Linked DNA regions of Homo sapiens: region 2 is linked to region 1. The links are chromatin loops, found by intact Hi-C in ENCODE. Cell type or tissue: heart right ventricle. All regions are shown on one strand.

What was found. Hi-C counts contacts between places; a loop is a spot of excess contacts. Peaks named below come from ENCODE experiments on the same cell type or tissue, not always from the same donor. Only the 100,000 strongest peaks of a DNase experiment are listed, where the experiment ranks them.
Region 2: it touches region 1 in a loop (7-fold over the local background); 2 of 110 quality-filtered maps call a loop at or near these places.

The regions. Positions count from the first base shown.
Region 1 is chr6:93,774,645-93,782,644 of GRCh38, forward strand. It overlaps TSG1 (tumor suppressor TSG1), which reads left to right. Exons shown (of 10, transcript NR_015362.2): 9 at 584-695; 10 at 1,524-1,976. Among named protein-coding and RNA genes, the nearest start is that of TSG1, 72 kb to the left of the region's middle. In heart right ventricle, a CTCF peak has its summit at 4,544; DNase peaks (open chromatin) are centred at 4,617 and 5,077; H3K4me3 peaks cover 936 bases; H3K27ac peaks cover 1,195 bases.
Region 2 is chr6:94,250,553-94,258,552 of GRCh38, forward strand. No RefSeq gene overlaps it. Among named protein-coding and RNA genes, the nearest start is that of TSG1, 550 kb to the left of the region's middle. In heart right ventricle, a CTCF peak has its summit at 4,340; no DNase peak of the experiment used is centred here.

The DNA.
Region 1 (8,000 bases):
GTGATCTTTAATATGTTTATTATTTATAGGTCAATCTCTTCATTTTTGTGAAATCCCTAAAGGCAGAAAAAGCAGGGAATCTTTACTGCTCAATTCACTAACCTCTCTGTAGTATCTAAAATAGTGTCTGACTTATAGTAAATGCTTAATTAATATTTAAAAATTGTTGAATAAAGGATTATATCTTTTGGGCTAGAAAATGACATTATTGATTACCTTAGGCCAATTCTGGAACTGGTTGCTACACAAAAGGGGAGAGATAAAATTTATCATAAAAAAAATATATATAACAACAATGTCCGCTACAATTCTTGGAAGAAAATTCCAAATTTGGAGTCTGGCACCACATTTTATTAACTACCTAACTAAAGTGTGGTTTTCTGTACCTCTGTTTTCTTTTATAAAATTATGGAAATGTATAGTGCACATCTCACTCTCTTATTGTGAATACTGTGAAGATTAAAAAAGGTAATATATGTCAGTTATCATGCAATATGCCCAGCATAAGAACTCACTGAATATTAAATACTATAATTCTTATTGTTACTAACTGTCTTTTCCACTTCATTATCATTCTTATTAGCATCATCTCCATGAGATCAAAGTGTTCCAATTATATCCTGAGGAGGCTGTTGTTTGATCTATTTTTCAACTGTAAGATGGTCCTTAATAACATCAATAATATGTATTAATTGGTAAGTATGGCCAAGAAGACTATTTGGGCTGATTTGTCCTAAATCAGTTACTTTCCAGGGACTTCCCTCATCAAAAGTCATGTAAAATTCAATCTAATGAGAGGTTTGCCAAAGAATTTACAGGATGCCTTTGGTATTCAAACAGAATATTCTTGAATCTGATATAGCAAACCCAGGGAACTGAAACAAATTACTTAATTTTTCAGTTTCTGGAAATTTAGAACTTAGGAATTCTCTGAAATACATTTTGATTTTGAAGATTTAATAAAATTGTATTCCTTTGTAAGACTGAGCTTACATTCATCTCTATCTTAGAAATTGTTCTTAAACACTTTTCAACCACCAAAATGTTAATACTTGTACCTTACATTTGTGACCACTTATATAGAATCTGATAGTATTAGTTGTTTCATGTGAATGAGTCTTATTTTTCTAAAAATTTTTTCTAAAAGTTTTTAACCGTTATATATTCCTATAGTGACAGCATCTTCCACACTTAAAAACTTATAATACGGTTAATTAATGTTCATACACTTACAGAGTACTTGGGAATGCTTTTTAAATATCTACCTCTGACATAGTTAGGGCAAGTAATTTTATTTAACAAGGGAGAAAATTTAAATTTCAGAGCATTAAGTCATTTATTCAAAGTCATTTATCTAGTAAGTGACAGACCCCAAATTTCAACTCAAGTAGGTCTTTATATGTCAAATCTGGTCCTTGGGAGTATTTTTGTTCTAACAAACATTGCTTCTTCAAGTGCATATTCTTTCACTAGACTGGGAATATATGAAAGCCAGTACTTTCGTGACTTCTTTGTACACTCAGGTGGTTCAATGTTTTTCTCGCAAGAAACCAAGTGAATATTAAAAATATTCCTAATTGACAAGGAAGTACAGGAGCTGACTTGCTAGGATCACAGAACCAACAACAAGAGTGCGTCTGCATGTCAAGACTCTGACCTACTGTGTGGGACTCTTTTCATTACTCCATCCTCATCCTCCACCAGCCATAGCCACCGAAGAACACTCACTTATTTAAGCAAACTCTGTTTTTAGAATTGAAGATGATAATTATTTATTGCTTTTTTCAGAGTTTTTATTTTTTAACATTTATTACAACAAATTAGAATATAAGATGATGTGTCACGCCACCTTCCCCCAGAACTGATTCTGCTTATTTGACGGTTTGGATAGAGGGCGGCTTTCCCTATTGCATGCTTTCTCATACTGCATCTTTAGACAAAGGTGACCATCCCATAGAGATAGCGATGCAGATCTTGCTAGAGCTTCTAAACAACTAAATAACCAACTGATGATCAAACATTCATCCATCCCTTTATAAGTTCATTTATTTAATAAATATTCACCTTATTGAATTAGTGGGAAGATAATGATGAATAAGCTATAGTATAGTGGATGCAGTAGAGAAGGAACTTTATAAATCCACAGAAATATATACTTGATCTTTGGGGTGAACTATTGGGTATCATAAAAGCACTTAGTGTGCACCAGTCTGTGTTCTAAATAGTTCACATTTAGGAACTCAATTAATATTCATTTATATCTGAGAGAGAACTATTATTTACCCCAACCTACAGATAATATAATGGACACCCAAATGAATTAAGTAACTTTCTCAAGGTGGATATAGAGTAACTAAATTAAGGCTTGAAATTCCGCTGTCTGACTAAATTCCTCCATGCAGCCAAAGTACCTTGTGTGTGCTATTTTGTCATTCTCAAGATTCTACAATATACATGGTCATTTGTGTGCATGTTTCATTTTTTTTTTTTTTGCTAGATTCTTTACCCTCAGAGAGATAAATCATATTTCATGTATTTGGGCCTTACCCATGGTATCTAGCATCATGTTTTGGAAATAGTTGCTTTACAAACAAATTAAAATCATTGTTCTTTATAAACTCGTAACTAAATAAAAAGTAGCAATAATATTAAACATAAGGAATGAGACAAGCACAATGAGCAAAGATAGCAAAATGTAGGCTCTTGTAGTAATGAAGGAAGATCTCAACACTCAAAGAATAATCCTGCTCTATTGTTAAATCAAATAGGATGTCTAATTAGCTAAGCAAGGATTTTTCTTTCTTTTTTCCTCCCCCAGAAACCCATTCAATTTTTAAAATATTCAAAATTCCTAAATGAAACAATTTTAATCATCTATCTGTAAGTTGGTAGCACTATAGGAAATTGACAGCCTGGCATCAGAGTTAAACACCTTTTTAATTCTTTTTGCTTCTAATTTGTATCATTAGTGCATCTTAGTCTGTCAAAGTAATCAAAGCCATCAGTGTGGGAGAAAAGGTGACTTGTGCGTACGAGTATCATGTATTTATTAATATGATTATTTTAGTCAATTAGTTGAAAAGAACTTATTTGTAATGACTACAGTCACTGACCATGTTTATATTAGCATACTTCCACTATGGTGAAGGTCCTGTCTACGAGTAAGAAAGCTATAGCTAGCATCAAGAAATGTTAAAACAGCTCTGTATTCATGCAGTATGAGGACACACATGTGTGTCCTCTGTGTAAGGAAAAGCAGGGTAGTAAAGTCAAATCAAAATATTTGGGATTATATTTCTTCTTTGGCTATTCTCCAATTAGAATAATATGAGACTTTGTGGGCACATTACCTAGAATGAAATATGAAGTTTCACCCTGAGCATACACACGTGGCACACCTTAACTGTTCACATGAAATGTTTGTCTCCTCTTCAATCTACTACTTTCCAAGGGCTACCATGTGGGGCTAGGGAGAAAGCATACTCTATAGCACAAAGTGAAGATACAAATATCGATCTGCCTTACCTTCCTCTGCTTCTCGTGGTATGTGTACAATTTTATGCCACCACTGTAAATCTTCTGATACTCCTCACTATGTTTGGTCATTCGAATATTTTTTTGGAGATGGAATTTCGCCCTATTGCCCGTGCTGGAGTGCAGTGGTACGATCTCGGCTCACCACAACCTCCGCCTCCCGAGTTCCAGCAATTCTACCTCAGCCTCCCAAGTAGCTGGGATTACAGGCATGTGCCACCAAGCCTGGCCAAGTTTTTGTATTTTTAGTAGAGACGGGGTTTCTCCATGTTGATCAGGCTGGTCTCTAACTCCCGACCTCAGGTGATCCACCTGCCTCGGACTCCAAGAGTGTTGGGATTACAGGTGTGAGCCACCTCGCCCAGCGGTCATTAGCAGTTTAAAGAAACTAACATTTACTTGTTGAGTTTCTAGCATGGACTCTTTTTCCCTTTTTCTCTTGACCACTCTCTGGCTCCCAGAAGAAGAAAAATATACATATGCAAGTATATATGTATGAAATTATATATATATATATATAAAATGTGAAAATATATAGTCATATTCATGGAAGAGAAACATACACTTACACATTTAGAATTCCCTTAGAGGAAGAGCACAATTTAATAGAATGCAGTGTTTTATTTTTAGTTTTGAGAAAGTATTCATTAAGGGTAAAACAGGAAAGACGATCAAAGCACATGAAAGAGAAACTGTATTCTTTGTACTTTCCTTGTTGTCTTGACTGAAATTTAGTCCTCTTCACCTCTTGCCCTACTGGATTCGCTAACCTCCAATTTTCTTCTCCCTATTGTGCTAAACTCAAAAATGTGCCTAGAAACCAAAGAATAAGGTTGCTTGTGACTTGTGTATGTTTGGAATAGGGAATTACCATATTTAAGTTTCTCAGAGATTTTAGAATTATCTCCCCCACCCCAAAGACAGGGAATTTTTTTTTCTTGTTTCTCCCCCTACCCACTCCACCCTTCGCTGTCAATTTAGAAGCTGCCTGAAACAGGCACTGTAAAAACACTGGGTGGCAGTCCCTCTCTCTTCCAGCCACCGATACCAGAATGGACTGTTATCAGGAGCACTCCAGCTATGAAGCACACATTCTTTCCCTGCATTTGCTGGCTGCGCTGAAACTGTAAATTCCACAGGAGATCAGGCAGTTCAGTGGAGACAGGGCAGTGCAGAACAGCAGAAATAACAAGTTTTCCTAAAAGCACGTGTCACCAAACAAAACCATGAGATTTCGTAGGTCAGCTAAAGCACGAAAACTGGAAGTGAAAAATGCCCTGTTCAGTGATCCAGTCAATGGGATTAAATCATAAAACTCCCAACAGTTGTTTTCAGCAGTCTCACCCGTGATTTTATGAGTACAAAGGCCTATGTCGGGATCCCATATTTTTTCCCTTCTTCCACGTCTAGTTCTGCGCACTGTTATCATTTACGTAAGTTTCCTGTAATCAAAGCATCTGTAAGCTTTAGCATGTAGAGTGTCTTGCCATATTCTGTTTCTTTTCTTTTTCTCTCCAAGCATCCCAGCCCTCCCGGCATCCCCCCATTCAAGGCATGAGTCTGTGTTATGGAGCTCCAAAATACACACAGTACAGCTTGCCCACTGAGAATCAGCAGTGTCCCAGAACATGGCTCATGAGTCAGCTCCTTTCAAAACTCCTGAGCACTGCTGGATAGAAAATAAAGATTTTTTTATTCAATTAATTTTAATGATTAAAAATATGACAATGCAGACATTTAGAAAGTATTTAAACGGGCAGTTTGTGGCATTATAAATATTGTAAGCAAAACAAACAAACAAACAAACAGACAAACCCAACAATTCCCATATGGTACCTTTGATAGAAGATATTTAATTAAAATAGCTAAGGCCGTTTACAGATCCTGAGTTTTCATAACAAAGAAGAGGGAGTTTGAGCTGAGGGTCATAAATGATTGTATCTAAATGATAGTTATCTATATCTATGTTTTGTTTATTTTTAACCGTTGATGCTATGACACCAATAGTCTAAGACTACAAATAAATACATAAATAAATAAATTCAAAAAGCAAAGGCCAGTTTTCTTAGCCAAGGGAATTCACCACAGACAGATTCATGTTTCTTAAAATTATTTTTTCTTTATAATCAGTAGCCCATAAAAATTAACAGAAACAAGATTTCCTCAGTGTTGTTACTGCAAAATTAAATAAAACAACTAAATTAATGATTTAAGATCTAGGCTCCAAAATAATGGATAACAATCAGAAAGAACCTACGAGAATTAATTTTCAAAATAGCAAGATTTAAGCAAGGATTCTTTTTACTAACAAATGTCTTCTTTGTGCTAGATTTTGTTGAGGTTTCTTGGAGTTTCAGCAGTGAACAAAATAAATGAAGCTTTGCTCATGGGGACACACCCCACACATAAAACACCTGTCTCTAATTCCAGATTAGATGATGAGATGACCGTTTTGTATACATCATTTATATCCTCAATTAGCTAGTAAGTTATCCTATTCATTGAAGGTGCTCAAAATTTTGCTTTAAAAATGAATTAATTACTGATGTCTTTGACAAAGAGAGTCAGTATACCTGAGTGTAAAGTGATCAGCCAAAAATATTTTTAAATGCATACTTAATTATAAATAAAATACATTAAAATCTATATTGGGACATTAATTATATAACATTTAGATAGGACATCTCTACAGGCATTAATTACTTTGCTTATTTTTCTGCCTACAATTTAAATAAGATTTGTAATAATATACACAGAAACACTAATATTGTACTTTTACCAGAAATTTAATATTGAATTTTTTATATATAAAATGGAAAATCTTGCCCATGTGACTCATACATCGTGCCTGTGACTTTAATGCCTTTAACAAGACAGCCTAATGGCCCATTATTGTTTTTAACAGGCCACCTTAAAATAACCTTTCAGCAAATTTTCTGACATATTTTATCTTAGCCTCCATTTATTTCATTTATATTGACCCTAGTCTCTTTAAAATTGCTGGTTTTTGAGAAACATTGGAGTAAGCACAGCATTTCTGCAAAGACTTTCGGATTCTTCCAGTAATGTCACATTGATGCTGCTTAGTTTTATGGCTAGCAATCTACTCTTCTTTTGGAATCTGTCAGGATCAGAAAAATGCACATTAATCATTTACTATAGGAGCATGTACTGCTCCAAATGTCCCCCATTTCAAGATGGCAATTGGGCACTTGTCAGGAATTACCCACAGCCACACAAGTGGGGAATTGGCTGTGTAGTGTTAACCGTGGACAGCACCTTCTCCTGTAGATAATGTTCTTAGAGACCTAAGGATGGACCTCCATAAGTTGTCATAGGAATACAGGGCTGCCATATAAATGTTCTTTGCCATTGACATACTATAGGGACTGTTTAACTTTCAGATTGAGTTTCAGCCATGGGACAGCTCCAAAGGAGCAATATAGCTTTCAAAGAGTCTTTGGGGGTGGGAGCAACACCATCTCTAAAAGACTTTTTCAGATTAGAGTTAGGTCTAGTAGTTGAGAAATCCAGGAAGATTATGATTCCAAACTAGACAAGTGGTGGTGTGGGAATTTGGGGAGACATTTAGTTGGTTTCTCCCTCAAAGATGTAAAAACACCTTTTTGACTGTTTGACATTATGTGAAGATATGTGGTCCCAGGAAGTCATTAAACAGAAGCCTTCTGGAATAATTTTTACTAACTGAGTATCTTTACATTGCTATTACCTTACAGGCTGCAATATCTTCTCTAAGATTCTGGCCTACATTCAGAACCATTTAATTCATCTCCCTTCTTTTGCAGGCAACTCTTCCTCGTTGCTCTAGGAAATGCAAAACCCAGTGTCAGCTATTTAGAAGGCAAATATTATTTTCCTGTAATATATGAAAACTGACTCATTCTTTCTTAGCAAACAAGACAGCCAAACTACCCAGGAAAAATATGCATGATGTTTCTGACTTAATCCTAGATCATTTTGTTGCTGAAAATATATGATTTTTTATTCTTTAAGTTTTGACCCCTGTTATCCCTTAGATGACTAGGTTATTTATAGCGTAACTGCTATCCACACATCTAGATATGCTTCAGATTGAAGGAGAGAGAAAAAAGAGACTTAACACATCTATTTATTTCATTCTATCTAGTCACATTTCATCCATATCAATTTCATTCTCTTCAGCAGCAAGAGTTTAAAACTGGAATGTAAAGGCTTAATATGTAGTAAAAGATAAATTACAATATGAGGTAGTAATAAGTATCAAATTAAAATATTAAATAAAATCATGAAGGGTTTTGTCATTTGAATTCAGTATTTTAAAATATGCACATGGGTAAAATCTGAAAGGTAAGATAAAAAATAGTCATTAAAAATAGTGGAAAGTGGAGTCTTTAAAAATTCTTTTAAATAATTATTTCATCACATTTTCAATTAAAAGGATCAAAAGAGTAGTTTAAATGTTATAT
Region 2 (8,000 bases), 480 kb after region 1:
AATGCCTCAGTTTTTTAAACCTAGAATCATTATAAAGACTCTCAATCATAAGTCTCTCTAATCCTTATATGGAACTATTTGAAGTTCTTTAATGGCAAACGTTAAAATACTTTGTTCTAGTCATAACTTGAACCAAGAGGAAGTTTAACCTTATTCCTAGAACTAAATTTCAAGAGCCAGCTACATTTCACTATTGATCAACTTCAAAATTAGGTGGCATAATCACTTTCATGAAGCATATTAGAGAATCTCACTCTGCCAGCATGAATGCCTTCTCTGTTGTCTATTATATATTATCACCATCACTTAAAAATTTCACCATCTTTATTCCACTTTTTCACTTGAAAATTTTTGTATGAAGACTCTTACGTTACACTGCTGCTTTGCCCGTGAATATGGTGCTCTCACTCAATTGCAAGCCTAAGCAGTGTGTCAAAAAACTTGGTTAAAAGCATAAGCAGATAGCGACAGACCAGAAGATAAAATATTGAATACTGAGACTTGATTTGTAATGAATCTATATCCCAGATGCCAAAATCATTTGGCTACCCATAGTTTAAGAGATCCAAGAGAACACTTCAAAGAAATAGATACAAGGGACGACGAGTCTTTGAACTAAGAGGTTCTTTCAGGAATGGAAACACAAATTGCCAAAAAACCACAGATGTTCACCACGTGAACAGGTGAAAAAATACTACTCTTTCAAATATATTTATCAAAGTCTTTTCTGCCTTCCTGTAATTTCATTTTAAATGGGCCTTCCTTTTCAGCTGTTCTCTACTTAAACTACCTAATAAGTAAGGACAGATTGTATGACTACATTAACAATGGTGAGCCAGAAACTCAAGGCCTTTTCTGGGCCTCTTTTCTTTGCATGTGTAATTTTCTAATTGCTGTTCTCTAAAGCAAGAACTGCAATTAGAAAAAATGTTATCTGAGGACAAGAACTAAACTGAACATTATTTGGCACTTCAAATTGTTTTCTAGCATTGAATTATTGTAATGGAAATTCTACTTAAAAACTTGGTTTGTCATAATCACCTGCAATTGAGCTTATGGTTTATTTACATATATGGATTTCCTTGCTATAATTATCATCAGATGACAGGCATATTCATTAGTATCCATACAAAGTTCATTGGAAATGTCCTTAATAGCAATTAGTGCAAGAATGGAGATCAGTAAAATATATTTTTTGATGTATTCATTTATTAGTACCATTGTACACATATTAAGATGGGCTGTAGTAGATTAAAGATGACCACACATTATTTGCTACTTCTCCCAAGAGGTGAAGTCTAATTCCCTTCTCCTTGAATCTGGGCTGGATTCAGTAACTTATTTGGGTAATAGAAAATTCCAAGAATGTTTTGGGACTTCTTAGGCTAAGTCCTAAGCCTTGGTACTTTCTTTCAGGCCTCTTAGAACACTTGCATATTGAAATAAACTGCCAATTTGTGAGGAAGCACACAAAAGCTCATAAAGAGGAACTGAGGCACCCAGCTGACACACTAACAGAGCTCCCAGATGACAATCAACACCAACCTGCCAACTATGTGAGTGAGCCATCTTGAAAGTGAAGCTTTCATACTTCATCAATCAGCTGATGCTACATAAAGATAAAAAAGCCATTCCTATCAAACCCTGCACAAATTGAAGATTTGTGAGCAAAATTAATGATTGTTTTCATTAAGATGCTTAATTTTGAGATTATTAGTAATGTAACAATAGATAATTAGAACAAGGACTATGGCTTAGATTATTTAAGGAAGAACAGGAAAGGGGTTTTTCTTTAACTTGTTTTAGTTTTATTGTTATTGTCTTTGTGTTTGTTCTCTTTATTTATCCAAGTGTTTGTGTACCAACTGAAACACATGTGTGAGGAACACCCCTATAGTTTCCTAACAGAAGTTTTTTTTTTTTTTAATAGAACTTCCTTTATCCAGGTAATTCTCAGTATTTGGGAACTAGGAACATATATTAATGTAGTCAAATCAGCATCGCTCTACATAGGCTAGAAAATAAAAGTGAAATGAGGAATGTGATGATAAAGGAACACCATTGATATACAGTGAGAGAACCCTAATTCCCCTCAGCCGTTCCTCCCTGCCTCAGTAGCTGACAGTATCACCCAGTCTGTTGTCCAGAAACAAAAGATAGGAGTCGTGTTTGTTTCCTCTATATCCCTCAGATTTTGATATTCAGTTCACCTTGGATAATACCTACATTATCTCTTATTACTTGTCTACTTTTCTTCGTCTGCATTTCGGCCTCCATGATATAAGTCAAGATCCTTTCTTACCTATGTGATCACAATAATGAAATTCTCTTTTTCTTCAATACAATCCATTCTCAAATAAGAGGCTAGAATGATCTTTTTAAAAAGAAACTTTCCAGACCTAAGCAAGATCTGATCTCCAACTACTTTGTCTGGGTATCTAGGTTTTGGCCACATTATCTTCTTTTTGTCACTCTGACGCTACAAATATAGTCTACCTTTTCTTCCCCAGAGCTTTTTCTACTGCAGAGACTCTCCTTTAGGTCCTGAATAGTTTAATCTGGATCTCCAAGTAGCATGTTCGTTTAGTTTCTCAGATCTAAGGTCTCAATCTGAGTATTTCCCTCCTTCAATCTCATTCAATGTTAGTTTCTTCATAAAACTAAACACTCTCTGAGATTACTTTGCTGATTTATTTATTTGTTATTTATTGAACATCCCCTCACCTCAGCCAGCACACAAGAACAGATAAAATATTTTTCATTGCTGTCCCAGAGCTGTGAAATGTCTTGTTTCATGGTAGGTTCTGAATAAATATTTGTTATATATGCAAATAAATAATTCTTATATTTGTTTCTAATAATGTGTTTCTCAAAGACTTTGAACCATGTAATAGGCATAATGCCATAAATTCTCATTCAAATTCTTCAGAAAGGTAATTATAAGAAATCTTTACTTATTTTTTACAGATAGTGCAGATACACTAAGTGATATTTCATGAAGTGCATTCGAGGCAAAGGCAAGGGCAAAAAAAAAAAAAAGAAAAATGAGCCAGCCCTTACACTTTATTCTAATAATTTTAAAATTCTATTAGAAGTTATACTCATTCTCATTTTCTGTTGTTATTTTTCTTCTCCACTCAAATGAATTCATTCAAATGTTTGAAAAGTTTCAAATGGTTTTTGAAAAAGTGCCTCAGTAATAGTAAACATGGATAAACACTATAACCAAGAAGAAGATAAAAAGAAATTCTACAGATGAGAAACAATGTCAGTCTTTTCTTATAGCAGCCATATGGATTTGGGAGGTGAAATAATTTTGAAATTATTAAAAACTTTTAAATATTGATAAATCTGTTTCACAAAGCAACACATGATGTTCGTCCAATTCTCTTTACTTAATGCAGGTAAGAAATTGTGTAACATTAAACAAAATATTTTAGAAATTAAAATATCAAATTTGATTCATGATGCAATGAAAGATTATACTCTTAAAAGCAGTGGTGAGTTTCAGTGCGAAATCTCGAAGTCACTCATTAATACAGGTTTTCTACTAATGTGTAACTTTATACTAAATATTACTTTTTTAAATTTTCAATACTCTTTGGAGGGTGTTAACTGAGTTTATTTGTGTCCAAACACTTTCTTTTACTCTTCTGATCAGAAGTATCTCTGTTAGCAATATATATTTATCTTTTTTATATAATTCTGAAGTAGAGAATCTGTTAAATGAATGTTCTCACCATCTGGCATCCTTTAAATTTGCAGCAGTAAAATTAGGAATTGACCAAATTTATAAAGATTTAATAAGCCTGCACACTACTTTATCTCTCTAAAAAGCATGAATAAATACAGCAAGGAACTGTATCATTTTTTTGAGGAAACAATTTCAGTAGGACTTTATACCTACTGCTGAAATAATTTAGTTACTGATAGAAAATTACTTCAGTAAATGTGTTCATTGAATCTCCTGTCTGTAGATGAAATCATAAAATGATTTATTAAATAAATCAGTATGTTATGTATCTGAAAATGAATATTTAAAAATAAGATCAAAACAAAATCAAAGCTATAGCCAATACTTGTAAGCACTATGTGCCACGCACTACTAAATTCTTCTCATTAGTTAATTTTAGTAATTAGCTTCATTAATTTACTCCACTTAATGTCCTGGCAAGGTATAAACTATTTTTATACCCAGAGAGTAGTGCTTAGAGATATTAAATAAGTTTATCTCCCCAAGCCATATAGCTGGTAAATTTTGAAATTAGCATTCGGACCAAGGCAGTCAGGCTCTTTGGAGCACAAGGTCCTGACTATTATGCTGTACTGCCTCCCAATGGAAGTTCTAGGTTTCCAGCACATATGGATTTATCCATTATAGCATATTAGAAGATCATGATCTTTGGAATTAGGCATAAGTTCTCAAATAGCAGTTCTGCTGTTAACTAGTTTTCATAATTTTGAAGGTCTCTAATCTTTCTGAGCTTTGTTTTTTGGTCTGTAGTAAAAAAAAAAAAAAAAAAAAAAAAAAACAACTTTCCCTCCTCTCAAGCATTATCATGAGAATGAAAGATTTTTACATAATAAGAAGTGTCCAGCACTGTATTTGACAGAAGCCTGGTGATTAATAAATGTTAATTTTTATTCCTTACTTCTTAATTTGACAAAGAATACATATAGAAGTCAGAGTGTGTGCCATAGTAATCATATGTAATTTTAAGGACTAGAAAAGTCAATAAATGTCATCTGTTAAACAGGCCTGACTTCCTAAAAAATCTGAATGTTCCTTTGACTGAGAGTAAGAAACTATCACCAACAACAGGAAGGTACCCAAGCTTGTCTCATAGGTTTTACTCTGACATATCCTTCACAGAGAGGTGAAACATGTTTAATCTATATTTAGAAGTAACTTCCAGGTTATAAGTTCTAACTGATAGCAGTTCTGGGTTTGTGTCAGTGGCAGCTTTTCAGAACATAAGGAGAAAACCATGGAGCAGACCTGCATGGCATTAAGAAATAATCAGCCTACTGAAAATGGCTATGCAGCTTTTACTCAGCAGAAGAACACTGCATGTATGGGGTGAGTGGGGACTGAAAATTAACCCATATTTCATGTGCTAAAGCCTCCAATTATGCTCTGGAAATAGACAACCATCACATGAAAAGGAAGATCGGTGAATGCTCTAATACATCCTCATCATCCCTTACATGCACAAAAATCACTAGGTAGTCAGGCACTCAGGAATTCAGAACCATGTGTGTTTTTGCACTTAGCCCTAGTTGTACAAATATGTGTTTTAGTTAAAATTATTTTTGGTGTGATACACTAATAATTAATACTTAATATGGAAAATTACTCAGAGATAGCTAAATTACTCAGAGATAGCTATAATTATGGTGAAGTTATTTTCAATATGGTATTTGCATATATGCATAAACATTATTCTCCCCAAAATAAGTTTTATCTTATCTATTCCATCTTATAAATTATTGGGTCAATTAATATGTATTTTTCTTGATTTTTCCGGTGCTATAAAATGTTATTTTCAACATGTTTTTAATGTTTGATAAGCACGCACCCATATTGTTATATCATAATTTATTGTTATGGTTTATCATTGAATTTTTTTCTTACATGTTGATAAAAAGCAGAATTTGGGTTAAGAATATGGTCATTTTAAGTTTTCTTTATTTGTCTGATTTAAATAAATAGCCAAATTGCACTTTACAATTGCTGTACTCTTTTACAAAGTCAACAGAAATCTATCAGAAAGTCATTCCACCACAGTCTCATAAAACCTTGATATGGTATTCTTTTGTGTCTTCAAAAATCGACAAATGTTGTCTTATTATAATATTAATTCTATACTATTATATTAATTTTTCTTCAGAAGAAATCATTTGCTTATCTTTATTTGCAAATTATCGAGTCATGTATTTCCTTCTATTGGGATGTTCATCTTCTTAAAAAGTTTGGAAAGCACTCTTAATCTGTTTTGGGGAAAACATTGAAATAAATAACGGAATGAAAGAACAAAAACAATAAAAATCTTAGCTAGAGCGAGAAGTATTTTTATGAGTTAAACCATCTGTATCTCTGCAACTCAGACGATCATATAGAACATTTCCAGCACCCCACAAGCCACACTTTCTCATCTTTCATTCACTTGTGTCACCAAAAGTAATCACTATTTTGACTTCTACCACCACAGAAAGATTTTGCAAATTTAAAAATTTTAGATAAGATAAATCATAGTGTTTGGCTTCTTTGCTCCATATTTTCTATGCAATTGATCTAAGAATTTGCTAGAAGTAATAATTCATTTTTAAAATTACTATGTATAGAAGGATTATTTTACTACTCTTAATTACTTTATTTTATTTTATGAACTGACTATAATATATATTCTACTCTTTATAGACATTTCTATTTATTCCATTTATTATACAAATGTTTTTATACTTTACATTTTCTCTAGGTGTTATAACTTCAGTGTTATATTTTAAAAGTTGTTTATTATATGTTGAAATAGATTTTCGTTTTCATGTAACCAAAGTATTGATTTTTATATCTTAATTTCACAAAAAGACAAGTTATTGTCTTCTTTTTTATTTCTAACAGTTTTTCAGTCATTATTCTGGATTTTCAAACATGATATATATTTCTTGAGAACAATTTTGACTTCGTCTTACTAAATTTCTACATTTTTCTCTAGTATCATTTTCGTGACTTGAAACATTTACTATTGCTTTAACTTAAATAAGAATTTTTCTGGCATTAATTTGCTATGCATGATGATCATGTTGGATTTGAAATATAGTCATTTTTTCAAAGAAAGGTACACACCTATTGTTTGAGTTATTAATTTAAAAATCTGGAATGAATAGTTTATTACAAGATTTTTCAGCTTTGTGAAAGTGTTATTATAGTTTTTACAGATGGATAAATAAATCCGATAGTTTCTAATATTATATCATACTTACATTTCTAGAATGATCCCTATTTGCTCTAAATGAATTAATGCTATGCAGCTATATTACATCTGCAATACTTGTATTTAGCATTTTATATTGTCATTCAAAAGCAAAATTGGTCTTGTTTCACCTCCATTCTTAAAATTTTTTGGCCTTAAATTTTGGAGACTCAGAATAATGAATGTAAGATATTTCCTCCTTCTTCAGGCTTTAGAATTTCTAACCCTCATTATGTGGTTATCTGTTTTGACAATTTAGTAAAATTTATTCGCCAAACTGCTTGCCATTTATGCTCACAGGAAGAAAAGAACCCTCACATAATGTTCTATTCTTTCCATGATCACAGGCCAATTTTTTTCTGGCTCTCCTATAGAAAATTATAGACATATATATTTTCTCAGAATATTGTTTTTTTCAACCAAGATTTTCAAATTTATTTGAGCATTATTTAACAAATTCCAACGTCCCTTTATTCTGTTGACTTTGTCATTTTTATTTTTCTGTTATTTATTAATACAAGATTTCCAGCTGTATGGAAATGTTACCATAATTTCTTACAGGTGGATAAATCAATCTAGATATATAGATAATTTATAATTTTGTATCATGCTTACATTTCTAGAATGATCCCTACTTGGGATTTTCAAATTTATTTGAACGTTATTTAACAAATTTCAATATGCTTTTATTCTGATTACTTAGTCATTTTTATTTTTAATTGTATGCTTTTATAATTACTTATCTTTTTCTTTATTAATTTTGTTATATATTTAATATTCTATTATTTGTATGTATTACATATTTTTTGTTAATTTACTTCTGTTTTCATTTTTATTAATTTTTTATCTTTCCTTACATTTATTTTGGCCATCTCCATCATTTTTAGTTGAATGTCTAAGTCATTTTTTTAAATATATATAAATGAAAGTGTTATGAGCATAAATTTTCTTTTAACTTCCTCAATTATGAAAACACTATGTTGTCATTATATATTTTTCCAGTTAATATGCAAATTTAGGTATTGA